3 separate regions of the Homo sapiens genome follow, and regions 1 and 2 are each linked to region 3. A link is a loop called in an ENCODE intact Hi-C map of the cell type or tissue named here. Cell type or tissue: psoas muscle. All regions are shown on one strand. Each heading gives the region's core, and the rest is flanking DNA. Links, peaks and the distances in the headings are about the cores only. Region 1 overlaps MAMLD1 (mastermind like domain containing 1). Region 2 has its middle 10 kb from the start of MTMR1. Region 3 overlaps EOLA2-DT (EOLA2 divergent transcript).

Region 1 (5,364 bases), core at 77-5,076, 540 kb after region 3:
ACACTCTCAGTCTTCAAGGCTTGGAGGCCGATGAACCCATATTCTTGCACTGGGCAGAAAGGAGAACTTTGCATCTGCATGTAGGGCCCATTTACCCACTGACCATGATGCATTTCTCTGGTCCAGTTAAGCTCCTTATCCTTCTATAGCACTTGTGCAATGTCTGAAAACATGTGATTTCTTCAACTTCCAACAAGTACACAATTTTATACCGCCAGTGGTAATTTGTCCTGGTGGTTCTGTTGTTTCTGCTGTTGTTGTTGTTGTCGTCATTTAATGCAATTTACAAGGACAAAACAAAACTTCTGGCTGCCATTTCACATACCACAGTGACAGCTTCACATGGTAAGAAAAGCCAAAAACAGCTAGTTTCGAAATTCAGGCCACTCATTTTATTACTTTTCCCTGATTAAGATTCATTCATACCACTTTGGGGTGGTGCTGATATTCCTAACATAAGCCAATCGATTTTGGTCAGTTCTGAGAGCAGTGAGTGGTCTTCACTTACACACAGTGTGTTTGTAACTCTGCTATTTCTTTATGACTAGCACAGTATAAAGTGAACGTTTTTGGAAGGCTGTTAAGCATATGTTCTCCTGGTAGGCTTAAATGTGACTTATAAAAATACTTGATAGTATATGAACAAGCTCCCACTACTGGTTTAAACCAAAAAAAAGAGGTTTATTTTACTAGTTCATAAGCACAGATTCTACATTCTTTGTGAGAATTATCTTTTTAGGTTTTTGTTTTTATTTGTTCTTATCATTTTGATAGCCATTTTAATCATTTCTTTTATTCTTTTGTTTGCTTTGTTGACTTTTAATTTGGAAATGTCTGCTTTGGCAGAATAATTACATCACAAGGAGGCCCTTTCCCCACCCACCTACCCAGAAAGGTCTCCTGACTCCCTTATGCTCTATGAATTGCCCTAGTTCAAGATTGATACAGATCAAAGCAGCAGAATGGGGTTGAAAGAGCAGCCTCTGGCAATGGCCTTGACCATGTCAATTCCCTGTGCATTCATATAGATCTGGAATCATGTAGATCTATTCTGCCCAGCTTGTTCCACAGCAGCTGGTGGGCAGAACCACTCTTCCAAGCCGTGTAGTTATTCTGCACTGCAAGAGGCAAGATTACAACCGAGGACTCATTCATTAATAAAATTGTTTAAGTTGGCTTTCTGAATGACAACGTGGTCTCAGGAACTTAAAAGACTTCACCAAGTCCCTGCTGCAAACAAAAAGTCTGCATTGTGATTTGTCAGAGCTAGATTGACATCCAGTTTAGAGTTTAGAATCCTTCTCCATGCCCCACTTTTGAGACAAATTACAAATCTTGAGGTTCATCAACATTCTAGTACAATATGACCCCCCAAGGTTTAAGAGCCCTTTAGAGATTTGAAGACAACTGTGATGTTCCCACTAACTCTCCCTCCTTCCCCCAGTTCTTTGCCCCTATCTTGGCTGCTGGCCTCTGAACTCATCACAGAGCACTGGAGTGAGGGCCTCTGGGTAAGTAAGGCTCTGCTAAACTGATCAAATGCTCCACGTACATTTGTCCCAGTAGAGAGGAAAGCTCCTCTTTTCCAAACAATCTACTTTATTCCTGCTCCCCTACATCCCACTTGCAAGGGTAGCAGCCACATCCCCCATCTGTCCTGCCCGAGCTCATTGTCCAAGCCAACTCCAGCTCAGAAATTTCCCCCAGAGAAGAGGTTCCTGAAGGCTAAGCATTGCTCTGTAACCCTGAACTTGATTTATGTCTATTTCTCACTCTCTCATTATATAAAGTTTTTCAAATAATATTAGACTAGGAATTGAGAAAGAGAATGAGCTCTCACAATTGTTTCTAGAGCCATCACAATCCTACCCAGCAACACCTTTTACGGGCTTTTAATTTTTTTGTTTACAGTTATTACCTTTGAAACCAAATCTTGACTTTCTGGTATGCTCTTGGACTTTTTAAGGGATTTAAAAATTCAGGAGTTTGATGCCAATAATTGCTTTTATGAGCTAGCATTGCTTCTTTTCTATAGATGAATCCCATTTTAAATCATCAATTATTTTCTTCACAGAAACCCACAAAGTACATATTCTAGTTTGCATCAGAATTGAATATGACCCAGAAATTCTTAATGTTATTAAGCTAGACTATTGTATCTAAAATGTGTATCACATTCAACTAATGCATATTGAAGATCTTGAGTACCACACTTGAGATCTGAATGAAGAGCCCAGGATTGTGATATTTGATCCATACTGAATGTATTTGCTAGAGTGCATTGTACAGATGGTTCAGGTGTGTTAGATTTGTCTCTGTAAATGAATTGGTCAGTAGATAAAAGAACATGACTCAAGGCTGAGCAGGGTTCAGCAGGCCCCAAGCTTCATCATTAAAAATCGGGTGTTTTTTAATATGAGGCTGGCTGTGTAAAGCAGACCTCATGAACTCAGGGGTCTGAGAGGCCAGGCCAGATTATCAGTTGGGATGTTTTCAGTCCCAATTAGCAGACAGCGCAGTTCACACTGGCTTAAACAATAAAGGGGACTTACTGATTCCTGAAAGTTAAAGTCCAGCGGTTGGGTGGACTTCAGGGTTGGTTTGAATCAACAGTTCCTCAGTGTCATCAAAGATGCTGTTTCTTTCTGGCTGTCTACTCTGCCTTCAGTGGCATGAGCCTCATCCTAAGGCTGGCTCCCCCTTGTGGGCACAAGATAGTGCCAGCAACTCCAGAGGCTACAAATTTCCTCCTGCCCCATTCAGAGAGCAGGAGAATGGCTTCTAGAATCTCTGTCAGAAGAGCCAGGAAGCTTCTTTCCCAGAAGCCCCCCCAGATTTCATGCTTTTTAGTCTGAATGGATCCAACGCCTACTAGCCTACTGTGCTGCTTCATGTCAGCTGTGTCCCCCGCTAGAACCTTGTGTGGAGCCAGGTTCCTCCTAAGCACAGAGGTGGTATGGGCCAAACGAAGCTGCCTAAATGAAAATGGGGAAAGGTGTCAAGAGAAGGAAGACTTAGTGCTGGCAACCAACAGTATTTGTTGCAATCAATCTCTTGGCCATCCTCATTCATACACACCTTCCTTCCCACGCATACACCTCCCAAAATGCCCACACTTAGGGAAAACCTATTTACCCCTTTCCCAAAGGGATCCAACTCCAATCCGGAAACCCTAGGTGATGTGTCATCCTCTGAATTTGGTCAGTATATAGCTCTTCATGTTTCAGGGACCACTGGTCACCATGCTCACCTTGGCATAGAAAGTAAGAGTGCAATAAAAAGAAAAAAAAATTTCAATTGGGAAAGAGGAAGTTGGAAAGCAGCACACGGTGGTCACTGATCCATCATCCATATCACATCCTGCTGGACAGCAGTAGCAAGGCTTGACCAGGGGTCAGACTCAGTTTCCTATTCTGTATAATGAGAGGATTGGATTAAATTAGTGGTTCTCACATTGGAATGTGGCCTGGAGAGCTTGTTAAAATGCAGATTACTGGGTTCCATCCCCAGAGTTTCTGACTCCACAGATACAGGTGGGGCCCTGGAATTTGCATTTGTAATAGATTTCCAGGGGCTGCTGCTGCTGCTGCTGCTGCTAGTACAAGGACACCCCTGCCCTTCCACTTTGAGAACCTCTGATTTAGATTATCCTTATGGGCCCTTCTGATTCTGACATTTAGGACTCAGGGATTTTTCTTAGCTATCTCTTCTGCTCTATACTGACTTATGATGGATTGTTTTATAAATGGGACACACCCAACTCTACTGTGTGAACAACTTAAAAACATATCATGGAATTCCTGCTTTGGTTTGTAATCTAATTTTCAACAATTGAGGCTGAAAATGAAGGACACCTTACAGCTTCAGGAAAGTAAATTTTCTGGAATTGAAGAAATTAGAAACAGAAAGATAAAGGCTTTCCCATCCTCCCCAACCCCATCTACTACAGCACAGCGGTCTGTGGGATGATTCCACGTGACTGCAGAAAGCAGCTCTTTTCCCAAGGACATCCAACATTTTGCAAGCATTCTCCCTATGTGACCCGGGTATTCATTGGGTCTTAGAATAGGAGTAGCACTGGGTGAAGCTGTGACATAGATCAAGTTGGTTTAGGAATTTTGCCAACTTTCTTCCCCAGGGCCCCTCACCTGGCCAACATCTATTCATCCTCAGGTCACAGCTTAAACCTCATGTCCTCCAAGGAGCCTCCTCTAACCAACGCCCCACCCCAGCCTAAGTCAGGTTCTCCTGTTCTTTGTTCTCTAGTGTCCTACAATGTTCCTTTATAGCACTTACCAGCCTTTGTTAAAAATCCTCACTGACGTGCTCCACCATCTGCCTTGTCCATCAATGTTTTCACAACACAGGTCCTGGATCACTGTAAATGCTCAGTAAATGTGTGTTGCACAAGTGCTATCAAAGGCAGACTGGGAGCAGATTCCAGTCACAGTATTTTATTACAGTGGTGAACTATCAAGCAATCTATATAACACATCCCACAGTGTATGATTATGCATGCTCCAAAGGAATGAAACATAAGTCTTCAGAAGACACAAACACACAGCTGGAGAGTCCCAGTGTCCCTGGCATCTACAGCCAACTTTTTCATGGCCCTCCCCCTTCTCTCTGGGAAGCTGGTGCCTTCCAGTGCCCAAGGTATCTCTCTACCAGGCACCCTGGGCATTGGCCCAGCTCCCTCTTCCCCCATGCCCATTTGGGTTGTTGATTGACACTTAGGTGAAGACAATAGAAGACCCTCCAGCTTACAGAGTGCCCAACTCAGCAGGGCCTGGAGAGCTAATCTGGGTCAACACCACATTTTTCCCCTGAGAAAGTGGGAGTCCAGCAAGGCTGTAAAATGATGAGCTCCAAATAACAGCCTGAGTCTCCTGACTTCTGGCTGCATCTTGAATGCATCTGCAGGCAGCTTCAAATGTGAGAATAAGATATGAACTTATGACACTCTATAGTTTATCACCATTGCTATAATTCTCTGCCACTAAATATAATTTTACCATTAAATCAAACCAAACCAAACACTTAAAATAATTTCTTTAGAGAAGCCAGATTATTTATTACAAATAACGTCTACAAACTGACTAAAAGTATATCCCACATATATTGAATTTGAAGACTGTGCCTAAGTTTAAGGTAATTGATGGATTCCATTCTCATTAGATATTCACACATCAAAAAAGTTGTCTGCTTTCCCAGGCACAGTGGTAGGTTATGCTTATGCTCATCGTTTTTCTTCCCAGAGCTGGCTCTTCCTTTGAAACAGACCCATATAAGCCACCCATTTGCTGGGTCGCAAGCCCTTCATGAGGGAGAGAGAAGTATGGTGGGACACCAGCACCTTCTCTA
Region 2 (5,364 bases), core at 85-5,084, 730 kb after region 3:
CTGGCCATGCTGGCTTTGAAGATGGAGCAAGGGGCCAGGAGCCAAGGACCGCGCAGCCTCTAGAAGCTGGAAAAGACAGGGAACAGATTTTTCTCTAAAGCCTCCAGAAGGAACACAGCCCTGCCCACACCTTGAGTTTAGCCCAGTGAGACCTGGGTTGGACTTTCATCCCCAGAAATAATAAATGATTAATATAATATTAATAATAATTAGTGAGATAATAAATGTATGTTGTTGAAGCCACTAAGCTTGGGTAATCTGTTACAGCAACCATAGGGTATGAACACAAGGGGGAATTTGAGGGAGTTCATGCCTGATTACCTCGACGTTCTTACACACTCCCACTATACCCACGATAGCAGAGGCCTGTAAGGAAAACTGTTTGGCCCAGAGCAGAGGAGAGGGAAGAAGATTCAAATGTCCCTGAGAAGTGGTGCTCACTAGCAGGCTTTCCAGTATAGTTCAAATTCACTTCACCTCAGTAGTTCAAAAATCCTCAGGCACCAGTCTTGTGGTGCCCCCAGGTGCCTGGTGGAAGCAAATGCTCTATGGAGGAACACACCTTTATCGCAGCCTCTAAGAATTCTCGCAAATCATTTTTCAAAGAAATTGAACATCTCTCAGTGAAAAATAGCAGACAGAAAGCCTTCAGCGAACATCAATAGAAACAAAAAAGCAGAAAACGACTTGTAAGACTTCAGATTATTCAAATTATCAGACACAAGCAGTCATTCTGCTGCAGTTGGCTTATATAGGTTGGTCAGAGACAACTGTGAGCATCTCTTCCTAATTCTGTATTCAGTGATGTCAAGGTGGTACTTTGAAATCGGCCAAGCTGGGAAGAGTTACACCACAGAAATGAGCAAATGCTACAAATAAAGGCTTTGTCTTTCTTCAGAGAGCTGATAATTAAAAATGTACTAGAACATTGCTGGAGGCAGATTATAAAAATGAATATGAAAATTATCTTTAAAGAAATAAAATCTAGGTGATCTTGACTTTGACAATGAGTGTTTAGATATAAAGCTCAAACACAATCTTTGAAAGAAAAAATTAACAAAATGGGCCACATTAAAATTTAAAACTTCTGTGAAAAATACTTAAGAGAATGACAAGACAAGTTGCAGATTGGGAAGAAATCTTTGCAAAACACATATTCGATAAGGACTGTTATCCAAAATATAAAAAGAACCCTTCAAACTCAACAATAAACACAACACAATTTAAAAATGGCCAAAAGACTAACAGACACCTCACCAAGGAAGATCTACAGATGGCAAATAAGCATATGACAACATGCTTCACATCGTATGTCATCAGGGAAATGCAAATTAAGACAGCAATGAGATACCACTACACACCTATTAGAATGGCCAAATCCAAAGCACCAACGACATGAAATACTGGTGAGAATGTGGAGCAACAGGGCCGGGCGCGGTGGCTCACGCCTGTAATCCCAGCACTTTGGGAGGCCGAGGCGGGCGGATCACGAGGTCAGGAGATCGAGACCATCCTGGCCAACACGGTGAAACCCCGTCTCTACTAAAAATACAAAAAAATTAGCCGGGCATGCTGGCGGGTGCCTGTGGTCCCAGCTACTCGGGAGGCTGAGGCAGGAGAATGGCGTGAACCCGGGAGGTGGAGCTTGCAGTGAGCCGAGATCGCACCACTGCACTCCAGCCTGGGCGACAGAGCAAGACTCCGTCTCAAAAAAAAAAAAAAAAAAAAAAAAAAAAAGAGAATGTGGAGCAACAGAAACTCCCATTCATTGCTGGTGGGAATGCAAAATGGCACGGACACTTTGGAAGACAGTTTAGTTTCTTACAAAGCTAGACATAGCCTTACCATATGACCCAGCAACCATGCTCCTTGGCATTTATCCAAATGAATTGAAAACTTATGTCTAGGCAAATCCTTCACACAAACGTTTCCAGCAGATGCCCCATGTTTGTCACTTAGTTGCCACAAGTTGGTAGCAGTGAAAATCTTCTTCAATAGGTGAATGGGTAAACAAAACTATGGTACATTCAGACAATGAAATGTTATTCAGCACTAAAAGGAAATGAGCCTATCAAGCCATTAAAACACATGGAGGAAACTTAAGTGCATATTGCTAAGTGAAAGAAGCCAATGTGAAAAGGCTATATACTGTATGATTCCAACTATGTGACATTCTGGAAAAGGCAAAACTGTAGAGACAGTAAAAAGGCCAGTGGTTGCCAGGGGTTCAGGGAGAGGGAGGGAGGAAAAGAGGGAGGGATGAGTATGTGGAGCACCGGGGATTTTTAGAGCACTGAAACCAGAAACCATTGTTTATGATACTATAATGGTGGATACATGCCATTACCATGTATTTGTCAAAACCCATAGAATGTACAACACAAAGAATGAACCCTAATGTAAACGGTGGACTTGAGTTAATAATAATGTGTCAATATTGGGTCATCAATTGTAACTTGTGTACCACACTAATGCAAGATGTTGATAATAAGGAAACTGGGACGGGGGGTGGGGCGTACTGTGAGAGGGTATATGGGAATTCTCTATAATTTCCACTCAATTTTTCCGAAACCTAAAACTACACAAAGAAAGGTCTATTAATTTTTTTAAAGGCACCCCAGGTAATTTTGTGCAGCTGGCCCAGTGCCAAGTGTTTAGAAATGACTATTTCAGGCAATACCTACATATTGGTCAAATTGCATCCTTAAATAGATGTCATTGAAAGAATTAATCACTGATTACAGAGTTAGCTCCTTTTGGAAAGGTGTGTTGTATTGATTGATACTCTGGACATAAATAGGCTTTAAATGTAGAGATTTCTTTCTTTGGCCCTACACCTGTAGAAGCACTGCCTGGTAGGATTTCGTAGGAGGAATTCAATCATCAAGTGGGATGTGGATTGGAAATAGGAAGACATTAGATTAGCGTTTCTTTCAACCCAGTAAGTCTGTGAGTGTCCACGCCACTTATCAATGCATTCTCAGCTCCAAAGGCATCCTCCTTTAACTGCTCTGTGATAATGGAGATGGGCTTTGTAAATATTTCTTACCAGCTGGCATAATGTAAATCCTTGTCAGTAGAGGGCGCTAGAGAGAGAGAGACCAGAGGAGAAAAAAGTTTTATCTTCCAGATTCTGGGGTGCCTCATCTTTTTGCCTCCTCCAGAGCACAGCTTGCTTTCTCTGTTGCTGGGCTCCTATGCACATGCTTTCTTTTGAGCTAGGCCCATGCATGTATCATCCCAAAGAAAACCACGTCAAAGCATTTAATAATCAAACGCCCAAAGATCAAACATTAAGAAAGAATCCTAAAAGCAGTAAGAGAATAGAAACAAATAACATACAGTGGAGCCCAAATAAGTCCAGCAGCAGACTCTTCAGTGCAAACCTTACAGGCCAGGAGAGTGTGGCATAGCGTATTTAAAGTGCTAAAGGAATACAACTTTAATGCTAGAATAGAATATCCAGCGAAAATATCCTTTAAGCATGAAGGAGAAATAAAGATCTTCCCAGACAAACAAAAGCTGAGCGATTTCATGAACACCAGACCTGTCCTATAAGAAATGCTAAAGGGAGTTCTTCAATCTGAGAGAAAAGGATATTAATGAGCAATAAGGGATTATCTAAAGGTACAAAACTCACTGGTAATAGCACAAAGAAAAACACAGAATATTATAAGACTGTGTGGTGTGTAAAACACTCAAGTAGAAAGACTAAACAATGAATAAATCAAAAATAATAACTGTAACTTTTCAAGACATAGGCAATACAATAAGGCAAAGGGAAACAATAGAAAGTTTAAAAACAGGCAGATAAAGTTAAAATGTAGAGTTTTTATTAGTTCTCTTTTTGCTTGTTTGTTTATTTGTTTATGCAATCAGTGCTAAGTTCTCATCAGCTTAAAATAATGGATTATCACATAGTATTTGCAAGCCTCATGGTAACCTCAAATGTAAAAATATACAACAAATACGCAAAATGTAAAAAAAGCAAGAAATTAAATCATACCACCAGAGAAAATCACCTTCACTTAAAGGAAAGAAGGAAGGAAGACAGGAAAGAAGGAAGAAAACACCACAAAACAAACAGCAAACAAATTACAAAATGACAAGAGTAGTCCTCACTTATCGATAATAACATTGAATGCAAATGGACTAAACTCTGTAATCAAAAGACATAGAGTGACTGAATGGATGAAAAAACAAGACCCTACAAGAAACTATTGCTTACAAGAAACACACTTCACCTATAAAGATACACAAAGATTGAAAATAAAGAATGGAAAATATAGTCCATGCTCCTGCTTCTCCAATGGACTCAAAATCTCATCCAAGAAAAGCATTTATCTTTCTCATCCCTAAACACATCTGCACACCTCTCCTAAGACCTGATGGTTACTGTCTATAAATTTCAGCCTCTAATTACATCAAGTCAATTACTATGCTATTTCAGACTTAGAGAAATGGATAATCCATATATAATATCTGATGTTTTAACTTATATTTGAATGTGAATATCTCTAGCGTTTGAAAAATCTCTAACATTCAAACAAGAGTGTTAAAACTCTGCGCTGAAGGCCTTACAAAGCAGTCCAGCTTTGGAGTCCAGGTCTCCTGCTGCCCAGTCCACCCTAGGGCTGCAAAGCATCACTGCCCAAGCCCAGACTGAGTTGACGGCTGTCTGCATAGGTGGCAAAGAGACTGTGTGTTTTTCTCCCCACTTTTGGTGAGCCCCATGTGGTGGTGCTCAGGATGAAAAGGATCCCCCTAACTCCAGCTGACATCTACTTGGCAAGCAGGGCAATGGAAGGCTTCAACATTGGTTCTCAAAGATGGAGCCTCATGTACACAGTCCTTACTTGGCAGTCATATGTTATGGTCCTGGCACACAACAATGGCAACAAGAACAATGGCAACAACAACAACAACAGTGGGTCTCGGTTTTGTTTTCATTTTATTGGTCCATGCAACTCAAAACCTGTGACTAGGTGGTCTGAACTCACTGTCTCTCTTTTTGCCCTCCCAGACATTTCTGTCCCTTGGGAGTGCTCTCAGCAGAGTCCACACCACCTCCTTGCAGTCAAATCCAGGGAACACTTCTTTGTCTTACCAGATGTCCCAGCAACACTTGACACTCTGGATCACTCTTTCCATCTTAGAACTCTTGACTTTCTTGGCTCCCATGCCCCCTCTGCCCTGACTCTTTGCTTGTCTCTGCCAACCCCCCGAGCTCTTCCCGGGCCGCTCTTCTTTCACCTGCCCTGTCAGTGCCAATGATCTAGTATGTCTCCTTGGCTCACTTGTCTTCTCATTTTACATGTTTTCCCCAGGCAAATTTACACATTCTCATCAGGGCCAACTTCATGG
Region 3 (5,364 bases), core at 263-5,262:
CCTCTCGTTTAGATATTTCAATGCTTGCTCAGGTCCCCTGCGCCCTCCTTCCTTCTCCCTTCCCAGCCATACTACTTATGGGATGACTTTCTCTTTGTAAAATGACCGTTAGTCTTATCAAATTAATCCCAAAGTAATACCATCAATTTCCCCCTAAAATACCAACAAGACCCCTGCTTGAAACTGCTTGTACATTAGAGACAGAGAAGAGTCCATGAGAATCAACATTTTCTGAGGACTCCAACTGTGTGCCAAGAGAGTTCCCCTGCTGGTGCCTCCTCTGTAGTAAAGGAAAGGTAACATTCCTGCAAGGCTTTGAAGCTTACAGCGTGCTTGCCCTTAGATTCTTGTGTTGTGTTCTGGGTCAGCAGGAATGCCTCGCCAGGTCCTTTTTCTCATCCTAATGTGACACTGAATTCTTCACAGGCTCCTGGGACCACATTATCATTCTCTTCACTCGAGAGATGAGGACACTGAAATTCAGAGAGGGGAAGTGATTTGCCTCAGCTTGTACTGTAAGTGATCAAGGCAGGACTCAACCAGTCTTTTTGACCCTGACTATGGTGATTTGATCTCTACACCACAAGATGGTGGTGGAATGGTGGAATATGGTAACTAGAAGGCCCTTTCTAGCTCAGGACACATTTGATGCTGTGACTGTTTGGGAATTCAGTCCTGACCAATTTAAGAGGTTGTGTTTCTTAGCTGTCTCTGGCTCCTGGTTTGCCCAGTTTGATTCTGTGCCTGCCTAGCAAAACCTCTCTGTCTGTGGTCTAAGAAGCCTGACATCTCTGAACTAGTCCTCTTCCTGTCCACTCAATATCGACAGAATCTCATGGTATGTCCTCCTGGCTCAGCCATGGAATAAAGCCAGCTCTGTTGTTTTTGTCCTTGTGTTGTGCCCCAGCTTAGGAAGAATAACTCTTCAGGCTGCCTCTCCCATGCTAGGTCACATGCAGGTCACACATTCCCAGGTAAATTTTGCACTTTGTTTATCTGGAATTTGTCTTAATTTCCTTGTCCTTGTTTCTGATTGTGTACTCTCTTCCCTTCTGTCTCATTATCTGGGCCCTATGTCTTTTCTCATGGTTTCTCTTCTGTAAGTCTCTAGACCCGATGCAAGTACACAGTGAAGTGAATGAAGTTAAAGATAAAGCTTCAGTGTCTCTTGCTTGAACAGCCCTGGAAGGAGCCCTAGCATTATGGTCCTACAGTTGTATGGTTTGGAAAATCTACAAAAGATATTTTAACCACAGTTGGTTCAGGGAATCTTTCTTTCCACTATGCTGTCTCTATCCCTCTTGCCTGTGTGTTGGGTAGCAATGCAATGACCATGGTCATATTGAGAATTCAACTAAGGGGACATTAAGTTGGGATTCATTTAGTTTAGGATATATTTTTGAGATATCTTTCAGGAGTCCACAGGCAATTCCATATATTTCCCAGTTTTTGCCAGCTGCCCTTTATTGGAATAGCTTGCAGGAATACTTCTGCTCACTGTGCTGATGCATCCAGTGTTAGGACAAGAGGGGTGAGGCTGAAGGGTACATTGTAATGTCACTGTGACCTGCAGCACTTGGCATCAGGGGTATGTTGGCAGTGGAGGAGAACCAAGATTCACAATGTACAGCACCAGAAGCTAGTCTGTGGAAAAATCTTCCAGTCATCAATCAGATGTGTAAAATTGTAAGTGAAGGATTCCATTTTCACTGAAAAGCAAAAGTGCTCTCTTGTCAGAAATATACCCAGCGTGCAGTGTACGCAATTGTAAATACAAGATACATTTATTTGCACATTTGGAAGGGGATTTTGTGAAATGGCATTTTTCAGAATTCCTGTGATTGTAGGACATGGACCTGTAGAAGGACTAGAAACATTGAGTAGTATGCAGAAGAGTTTTGCTGGGCAGGCACAGAATTAAACTGCGCAAACCAGGAGCCAGAGACAGCTAAGAAACACAACCTCTTAAATTGGTCGGGACTGAATTCCCAAACAGTCACAGCATCAAATGTGTCCTGAGCTAGAAAGGGCACAGTCATAGTTCCTGTGACTGCTACCCTTAGAAAGACCTGCTTGGAAGTTACGCTCCCTGCTGGCATCTGGAAACTTGACTCTCAGAATTTCCCTAGTCAACAGTTAACTGATAAGATGGCTCACTGTGCCTTGACTGTTGATACAGAAAACGTAGTTTATGCTGAATATCTGCTTTCCTTCTGGGAGTCTGGAATTTTGGTGCATGCTAGGCAGAGGAAGTCTCTGTTACCAAACACCAGTGTAAAGTGTGGGCAATGAGTCTGGGCTTCTCTGGCCAGAAACATCACACGTGCCACTGCATATTTGTTGCCGAGAGAAGCATGTGCTCTGTGTGGCCCCTCATGGGAGGGAGAGAGCATAAGGAAGTCTGTGCATGGGCTCCTCCAAACTTTGCCTGTCTTTTCTGCTTGTGATCTGGCTGTGTGCCCTAACTACATTGCTGTAATAAATCTTGGTTGTGATTATAACTATATGCTGAATCCTGTGTTTCCAACTATAACAAACAAGAAAAGCAGGAATAACATACTATAGAAGTGCATGAGGCAGTTAAGTACTAAAGATAAGTAGCTATTTATGTTATTTTTTTCTAAATTTTCAGATGTTTCTAACATTTGTCAACGTTTTCAAATGTGTGTTCTTTTGTTTTTTTTTTCTCACTTTAAATATTTGCTTTTGTTCCCAATTTTATACTGGTAATTTTGCATTCTTATACTTAAAGAAGGCCCCAGATGTTACAAGCTTCAAGCCCCACAAAACCTGGATCTGTCTCTGTCTTGGATCCAAGACTTGCTGCCTCATGTTGGTTTTCCTGTTGTCACTTCATATTACACAGATGGGGAAATTAAAGCCAAGAGAGGGGAAGCTAACCTTACTTGGCAAAACTGGGACAGGATCCAGTTCTTCCAATTCCCAGTTTAATGAGTGCTCTTTCCCCCTATTCTGTAAAGTTTTTTGGTAACTTGTCTGTAAATATCGGTCATGGTACATTGTCCACTGGGTGGCACTCAAGAGATTGAAATTTGAGTTCCTTCTCTTTGAGTAGTTGGGTAGTCTTGAACTAGTCCCTTTCCCTCCTGGGACAGATTTTCCCAGTTTGTAAAATAAAGGGGCTGGATTTAGTGCTCTTTATAGACCTTTCTCTCTCAGATATTTCCTGAGTTTTTCATTCTAGAAATGCTGGAATCATATATTTGTAACTGAAACTAGTAATCTTCTTGTTCTTGAGTCTTCTTCATCTCTAAAGTGGACATAAAATACATACCTCTCGTGGTTGTTGTGAAGCCCGTGGCACTATTCATGGTAGAGCAGGTGATCAAAAGTCGCTTGCATCCTTCTGTCCAATTGGGAACAAAAGCTTTCATGTATAATTCTCACACCTCTCCCTTGGAATCAGACAATCTTATCAGAAAACCTAAAAATTTTTTTCAATCAATTTAGAAGTTTATTTTGCCAAGGCTAAGGACATGCCTGTGACACTGCCTAAGAAGGTCCTGGTGACATGCCCAAGGTGGTCAGGCCACAGTTTGGTTTTTAGGGAGATATAAGACATCAACTGATACATGTGAGATGTACATTCGTTTGGTCTGGAAAAGCAGGACAAATGGAAGTTGGAGGACTTCCAGGTCATAGGCAGGTTCAGAAATTTTCTGACTGGTATTAATAATTGGTTGAGTTATTATCTAAAGACCTGGAATCATTAGAAGGGAATGTCTGGTTTACGATAAGGAGTTGTGGAGACCACAGTTTTATCATGCAGATGAAACCTCCAGGTAGCAGGCTTCAGAGAGAATAGATTGTAAATGTTTCTTATTAGACTTAAAGAGTCTATTGTATCAGTCTTAAGGACAGTGTTCATGTTGATGGTAATGAGGCATGTCCGACTCCCCCTTCCTCATCATGTCCTGAACTAGTTTTTCAGGTTAACTTTGGAATGCCCTTGGCCAAGAGGAGGGGTCCATTCAGGTGGTTGGGGAGCTTAGAATTTTATTTTTGGTTTACATTCTTTCCTTCTGGCCAGGATTTGCCAGAGGCAACATCAATGGACAAACTTTTATTTTGTCCCATAGCATTGTGGAGGTGGTTTGGCTGCCTGCCCCAGGTCCATCCTGTCCCTTGGTAGGATCTCTATGGCCAAGAGACTTACAGCCAAAAGACTTATAGACAGTTTAAATGTTCTAGGCCAGACAGGAATGGACGTGGACAGGCATTTATTACTCCTTAACAATTTTGAAGTAATGTAAAAGCCAACAAACAGAAAGTAAAAGGCGAGGTTACAAAATTGCCTTATCTATCTTTAACTTCTATGCATTGAGCTACTGTAGTCTTGGTTTTAGTTACAGATTTTTAGCAATTGGCTATATAAGCAAGCCTAAATTTTAAAAAGAAGAGAAAATGAAGCATACATTTAAAAGTTCTTAAACTTTTTTTTTGAAACAGGGTTTCACTTTGTCACTCAGGCTGGAGTGCAGTGATGTGATCATAGCTTTCTGCAGCCTTGACTTCCGGGCTCAAGTGATCCTCCCACCTCCGCCTCCTTAGTAGCTAGGACCACAGGCATGCACCAGCACACCCAGCAAATTAAAAAAAAATTTTTTTTAAAGATGAGATCTCACTATGTTGCCCAGGCTGGTCTGAAATTCCTGTCCTCAAGCAATCCTCCTGCCTTAGCCTCCCAAAGTGCTGAGATTACAGGCATGAGCTACCATGCCTGGCCTAAAACATTTTTAATGGAAGTATAATTTGCAAACAGAAAACATGCCCAAATATTAAGTGAATGCACTGATGAACATTCACAACTTAACAAGATAGCCAGCACTTAAATCACAAAATAGAACACCGCTAGGACCTCTTTGTAATACCCTCCAAGTCACTACTTCTGCCCAAAGGTAATCGCTATTTTGCAACATTTTTTATTACTTTATATAAATGAGATCGTACACTGCGTAATCTTATTACTGTCTGGATTTTTATATTAAATATTGCTTGTGAGATTCATCCATGTTGTCATGTCAGCAATACTTTATTCTCATTGCCATATACTATTCCATTTTTATCAGTATACCATGATATATTTACCCATTCTGCTATTTGTACATACTGGAATTGTTCCCAGGTTTTTGTAATACAAGCAAAGCTGCTATGAACATGCTTGGATTTACTTTCTTTGGTGAATATGTATTACTGTTATGTACATGTCTAGAGGTAAAATTGATGATTTATGGGATATGCATATGTTTAATTTTAGCAGATATTGAAAAACAGATTTTTAAAGCGGCTGTAGCAATTTACATTACCACCAGCAATGTGTGAGTTCCATTTGCTCTCCGTCCT

Evidence for each region. Hi-C counts contacts between places; a loop is a spot of excess contacts. Peaks named below come from ENCODE experiments on the same cell type or tissue, not always from the same donor. Only the 100,000 strongest peaks of a DNase experiment are listed, where the experiment ranks them.
Region 1: it touches region 3 in a loop (4-fold over the local background); 40 of 110 quality-filtered maps call a loop at or near these places.
Region 2: it touches region 3 in a loop (3-fold over the local background); 28 of 110 quality-filtered maps call a loop at or near these places.

What each region holds. Positions count from the first base shown.
Region 1 is chrX:150,483,516-150,488,879 of GRCh38, forward strand. All of the region lies in intron 5 of MAMLD1 (mastermind like domain containing 1), which reads left to right. LOC124905223 (a long non-coding RNA gene) reads left to right here. Exons shown (of 2, transcript XR_007068346.1): 2 at 1,445-5,364. Among named protein-coding and RNA genes, the nearest start is that of MTM1, 82 kb to the right of the region's middle. In psoas muscle, for the core only: a CTCF peak has its summit at 2,722 (motif pointing left); a DNase peak (open chromatin) is centred at 2,702.
Region 2 is chrX:150,680,663-150,686,026 of GRCh38, forward strand. No RefSeq gene overlaps it. Among named protein-coding and RNA genes, the nearest start is that of MTMR1, 10 kb to the right of the region's middle. In psoas muscle, for the core only: a CTCF peak has its summit at 3,101 (motif pointing right); no DNase peak of the experiment used is centred there.
Region 3 is chrX:149,947,880-149,953,243 of GRCh38, forward strand. EOLA2-DT (EOLA2 divergent transcript) reads left to right here. Exons shown (of 12, transcript NR_027456.1): 7 at 427-515. Among named protein-coding and RNA genes, the nearest start is that of EOLA2-DT, 12 kb to the left of the region's middle. In psoas muscle, for the core only: a CTCF peak has its summit at 3,034 (motif pointing right); no DNase peak of the experiment used is centred there; H3K27ac peaks cover 1,226 bases.